2 separate regions of the Homo sapiens genome follow, and region 1 is linked to region 2. A link is an interaction called in ENCODE POLR2A ChIA-PET data of the cell type or tissue named here. Cell type or tissue: K562. All regions are shown on one strand. Each heading gives the region's core, and the rest is flanking DNA. Links, peaks and the distances in the headings are about the cores only. Region 1 overlaps TRMT61B (tRNA methyltransferase 61B). Region 2 overlaps PLB1 (phospholipase B1).

The links. Peaks named below come from ENCODE experiments on the same cell type or tissue, not always from the same donor. Only the 100,000 strongest peaks of a DNase experiment are listed, where the experiment ranks them.
Region 1: POLR2A ChIA-PET joins it to region 2 with 5 read pairs; 4 of 35 experiments call an interaction of 5 or more read pairs at or near these places.

Annotation. Positions count from the first base shown.
Region 1 is chr2:28,859,471-28,862,384 of GRCh38, reverse strand. TRMT61B (tRNA methyltransferase 61B) reads left to right here. Exons shown (of 7, transcript NM_017910.4): 3 at 1,077-1,267. Among named protein-coding and RNA genes, the nearest start is that of TRMT61B, 9.4 kb to the left of the region's middle. In K562, for the core only: no CTCF peak of the experiment used is centred there; no DNase peak of the experiment used is centred there.
Region 2 is chr2:28,626,359-28,629,272 of GRCh38, reverse strand. It overlaps PLB1 (phospholipase B1), which reads right to left. Exons shown (of 58, transcript NM_153021.5): 51 at 2,765-2,845; 52 at 645-710; 53 at 88-179. Among named protein-coding and RNA genes, the nearest start is that of PPP1CB-DT, 120 kb to the left of the region's middle. In K562, for the core only: no CTCF peak of the experiment used is centred there; a DNase peak (open chromatin) is centred at 1,409; H3K27me3 peaks cover 1,832 bases.

The DNA of each region.
Region 1 (2,914 bases), core at 258-2,757, 230 kb before region 2:
CTCCAACCTGCGTGACAGAGTGAGATCTTGTCTCAAAAAAAAAAAAAAAAACCAAACTCAAAAATCTACATTAAAAATGATAAACTTTATTCACTTTTTAGATTGATACAGATAAAAAGTTCAATAACTTAGGGAGAGTATGGAGATACAGGTATTCTTTTTTTTTTTTTTTTTTTTTTTGAGACGGAGTCTTGCACTGTCACCCAGGCTGGAGTGCAGTGGCGCATCTTGGCTCACTGCAATCTCTGCCTCCCAGGTTCACGCCTTTCTCCTGCCTCAGTCTCCCGAGTAGCTGGGACTACAGGCATGTGCCACAACACCTGGCTAATTTTTTGTATTTTTTTTAGTAGAGACAGGGTTTCACCGTGTTAGCCAGGATGGTCTCAATCACCTGACCTCATGATCTGCCCGCCTCGGCCTCCCAAAGTGCTGGGATTACAGGCGGGAGCCACTGCGACCGGCCTGAGATACAGGTATTCTAATACATTGCTGGTTGGCATATAAGTTGACACCACTTACGTGGAGGACAATGTAATATTATGTGAATAAATTCACATACCCCTTGAGCCAGCAATTCCATTTTTAGGACTTTATCCTGTAGAGATATACTGGCTTGATACAAAGACTTAGGTATAAGAATTTTCATTGCAGTATTGTTTATATTAGCATATGACTAGAAACAAGCTAAATGTTCATCGTAGCCATACAGTGAATATAATGCCTGTTAAAAAAGAATGCAGTACATCTAGAAGCACTGAAATGACATTGGTAAGTAAGAAGGAAGGTACAGGACAGTGTGTATAATACACCACAGTGTGTATTAAAAACACAGAGAGATACTTGGCATGCTTGTATAGGCAGTGACTATCATGGGAAAGGTAAATAGCTGGTAATGTGGTTGCCTCTGAAGAGGGAGGGAGATTAATTGGAGATCAGGGATAGGAGATCAGACTTGTAACATTGAACTATTTGAATTATTTTTTTCACATACATGTAGTACCTTTGCAAAATACATTTTTGACACTTTTTAATAAACTGATTAATATTATGAAATATCAAATTATTTTTTACTTAAGTTGGATCACAAGGACGAGTCATAAGTTTTGAGGTACGAAAAGACCACCATGATCTGGCTAAGAAGAATTACAAACACTGGCGTGATTCATGGAAATTAAGTCATGTAGAAGAGTGGCCAGACAATGTGGATTTTATTCATAAGGACATTTCAGGAGCAACCGAAGACATAAAATCTTTAACATTTGACGCAGTAAGTTTTCTAACGTGGGTCCTGTGTTATTACTTTGACTATAAAGAAGATAGGGGTCAGGCTTCTTTTGTATGGGCAAAGGTCTTCCTTCGTTTGCTTCATGTCTATCTCTAGGGATTGAAAGAATATTTTCGTTTCATGCCTTTTAATCTCATGGTGGGATTTGGGACAGAGAGACATACTGAGTTACCGAGTTGGGTGCTGAAGTTGTCATTGAATGTGGGGTAATGACTGAAAGCTAGGACCAAAGACTAGTTGAGCATCATGAACCTCAGCATTTCTAGGATGAATCATACTTTGGAAGCAGCATTGGAAGCATATTGAACCCGGCACCTAACCTGAACTGTGAGATTTGGGGGAATAAGTAGCTTCCATTTGACAGGGAATAGGCAGAAGGCATCTTTAGTTAGTTGAAGTCAGGATATCAAGGGGAGTGTGTTCATTGAAGATGTCGAGGACAGAGGTGTTTATCATGAACAAAGCTCCAGAAAGTGGAGCAGAGACATTGTGAGGAAGAGAAACACTGGGAAGTTGACTTAGGGAAAAGAAGCAGAGAAGATGAAAGTAAAAAGATAGATGACAAGAGAGGATACATTAAGCTGCGATCAAACATGGTGGAGATCTGGGACATGGAAGTATTTGCTGGCTGAAGAGTTTCAGAATTCCTTGGTGATGCCACTTCACAGTTCATAGCTTCACACTATGGACTGAGGCCTTGGTTAGGAGTCTTTCTTCCTTTCCTTAATTGGCTGCTGGAAGGATGGACTGTTTTGGTGAGAAATGAAGCAAAGTTCAAAGAGGAGAGAAAATCTTTTTTTTTTTTTTTTTTTTTTTTTTTTTTTTTTGGCAACAGAGTCTCATTCTGTTGCTTAGGGTGGAGTGCAGTGGTACAGTCTCAGCTCACTGCAACCTCCGCCTGCCGGGTTCAAGCGATTCTCCTGCCTCAGCCTCCCAAGTACCTGGGATTACAGGTGCACGCCACCATGGCCAGCTAATTTTTGTATTTTTAGTAGAGATGGGGTTTCACCATGTTGGCCAGGCTGGTCTCGAACTCCTAACCTTAGGTGATCTGCCCATCTCAGTCTCCCAAAGTGCTGGGATTACAGGCATGAGCCACTGTGCCTGGCCATGAAAATGATTTTTATCAGCACTGGCTTCCAGCTCTGATATAACTAAAACCTATAGTTTTAGTGGCACAGCTTCCTGTACAGAAAGACCTCAGTTCTTTTTTCTCATTTATGGCTTGCATGTTACAGCTCAATAAGGGGGAAAGAGCTCTGTTTAGGTCATCCATAGGAATGTCAAAAATACCTGCGAGATTAAATTGGTCATCAGAATTTTGCTTGATGAGCATGAAACACAACAAAGGATTTTAATGATATCATTGAAGCTTTGTAGAAACCTGCTGAACCATTCCTGATCTAAAAAGAACACTCTTTTTTAGATTTATTCAGCTGAATCTCTCTTGAATAATAGTGCCAGATGATTACTCAATATGAGGGAATAGAGAAGGAGAGGGGGTGTCAGCTGCTGGGGGAGAGTTATATACCGTTAGGACCAAAGAATTATAGTTGGTGTTCATAAATAATTATAATACAGAACTGTTAAGTAGAAGCTAGATCATGAATAATTTCCTTTTCTTAAGAA
Region 2 (2,914 bases), core at 135-2,634:
CTGCCTCAACTGGTCTCCTCCTTTGGCACCTGCAAGCCCTCCTCACCCCAGGTGCCCTTGCCTTGGGACGGTGACCTGTCCACTTACTGAGCTGCCAGCATGGCACATTTCCCGCCTTGGCCCTGGTACAGGCTAGCCAGCTCCATGACCTCCACCACGTTGACGAAAGCCCTTGGGAGCTGCAGGGAGTGGAGGGTGGTTTCGTTAGGGCACTGGCTACTGCTGGGAGGAACCTGGGGGTCATCTACAATCCAATTCCCACTCCCCTCAATTTTACCAATGAAGAAACTGAGGCCCAGAGAGGGGATGCAACTTGTAGTATCTCACTGAATCTTCTTGAGTGGCCCCGCTTTATAGGTTGAGAAACTGAGACACAGGGAAGTCACTTGCCCGAAGCCACAGTGCTGGGCGCAAACCTGGGCCAATTGGTTCAGAGGCAAGCTCATTGCTACCACACAACCCTGTCTCTGGCCAAGTGAGAATTTTCCCTGCAGAGGAGCTTGACAGCCACCTCCCTCCCTGCCATCCAGGTGCTCACTCATGGCGGGTCTCTGCTCCGTGAGCATCTCACTGAACACAGCCTGCCTACATGCATCCCAGGGAGGTGGCTGGCGGGACCCAGGAACACGTAACCCCTCTCCTACCTCCTCAGAGAGGATGTCCAGGGCCTGTTGGATGTGCTGAACATATTCCGTGGCCAAGTGGGCCTCCTGTAAGGAAAAAAGGGTACTCTCTTTAGCCCCTGGTGCCCGCTCTGAGAGAATGGCAAGAGCATAGGAGGGCTCTGGGGCCTGGGCTAAATGACTGAGTGGGTACAGAGGGGCTTCGGTGGTCCTGGTCAAACTGAGAAGCCCAGTTCTTGTTGCTGCTGAGTCTCTGTAAGGAATCATCCCTTGTCCCCTACTAGACACCATGAACAATCCCAACCCCCACCCTGCTCTACATAATCTCAGACCCAACAGTGGACTCTGCCAGTGCTGGGTCCTGCCACTTTTTGGCCTTGGCTCTCGGCAGTCCCATCCGTCATCTGACCTCAGCCTTCTCCAGCCCCTTGCCATGCCCTGGGTGGCCACACTTCCTTTTTCCTTTGGGCTTTGGTCCATGCTGGTCCCACTGCCTGAAATGTTTTGCTCTCCTGTGTTCCCCTAACTTCTATCCCCTGTGACTCAGTGTAAGGTTCTCTTCCTCTGAACCATCTCCCCAGTAGGAGGCTGATTTAGAGGTGTGTCCACAGCATCCTGGGTGATGCAAACAAGGTACATAGTAGGTGCTCAGTAAGTCCTTGCAGGCTGAATCTCAGGGCTTTGCTTTATAGCAGAGGGAGATGGGCCTCTATTTTTAGATGTGGCTCTGGGCTACAGGCCCAGAAGGTGTCACAGGCTGATACCAGTGGGGGTGCGGGTGGTAACCTGAAGCTCTTATACTCATGGAAGAAAGCATGTCCACAGGAAGTGGGAGTTGAGGCACCCACAAAGCAGCACCACTCAGGCAGGAGGGGAGAGCTCAGGCAGCCCATTATTTTTTCTGGAGACGAAGAGCTGAGGCCAGGTGAGATACCGTGCACTCAATTCCAGCACACTGATGGGCATAGGACCAGTGCTGTTCGCTGAGTTTCTGGCCACAGCCACCAGAAGGGGTACTGGGAGTTGGGAAGAAGGGGAAAGGAACAAGATAGACAATCCATGCCGAAGAGTTAAAATAGAGGAGAGGGGACCTCGTGTCTCCCAGAGTTTCTGCCTTTCCCCCTTTCCTTCTTTTTAAAACAGTCTGAGTTAATCCTAGTCGGGGCAGCCCAGCCCTTTCAACTAAACTACGCTCTCGGAAGTATAAACCTGACTGTTCCCATGAAGAACACACATCCTGGGACTAGTAGAGGGCATTTCCCTACGCCAGCGTCCACAGTGTCCACGCAGCTCTGGGGTCCAGGTATCCCCGGAGTCCAGAACACAGCAATACTTAAATCCCCATGAGTTAGGGTCACTTCTGCCTCTAGAGTGTGGGTGGTCAGGGAGAGAACTGAGGGGAAGAGGTTTGGAAAACCAACTCCTGTGTGTGGGAGGATACTTCTCATCAAGCCTCTGGTAGTTGGCCTCTGTGAGCCACAAGGAGTGATAAATGCCTTTTCCCCCACACCACCATCTGTGACTGTCAAACATTCGACCACAATCTCTGAGGCTGGGCAGCTGCCTTTTCCCGGCCAAATAAAATACAGAATGTCCCCAACTTAGAACAAGATGTATTCCAAAATAAAAACTTTTGGAAGTTACAACTTCCAGAAGTTTGTGAGTCTGGACATATTTCCCCATGGAAACATCAGGAACAGGTTTGGGCTCCCAGGGCCACCACTGAGGTTTGGTTAACTCGTGATGACCCATCCAACCCCATTTAGAACATTGTTTTGCCCTTCCTCAAAATGAAACAGGGCAGGGATGGGGTGAGGATGGCTAGTCCCCTATCTGGTACCAGAGGTCATATTTGTGTGGATAAGAGAGGCCTCACCTCAGCAGTGCCTACAGTGGGTCCACCTTGGCCTTACTTCTGGAATTGGGGAACCAATGCACCTGCTCTTCCAGGGGTCGCTCAGGCAGTAGAAAAGGCTGGGCCTTGCCTGGCATGTGTAAACCAGGGAGGGCCTGGGGCAGCAGGCAAATGTGGTTCCCATGAGCAAGGAGCTCGGGGCAGGGCCAGGGATGGATGGGCAAGGATGTTGCCAGAGGTCAGCACCTTCCTTCTCAGGTCCCCATGGGGTTGGTCGGGGGCCTACCGGATTCTCACAGTAATGACACAAGTCGTTGACCCCAATGAAGAGTGTGACCAGCTTCCAGTCTTTCTCCAGGTTGATGTCCTGAGGGGACAGAAGATCCTGAGTTTAGGCCTTGGTGGGAGGCACATACAAATGTTGCTACTGGGCCAG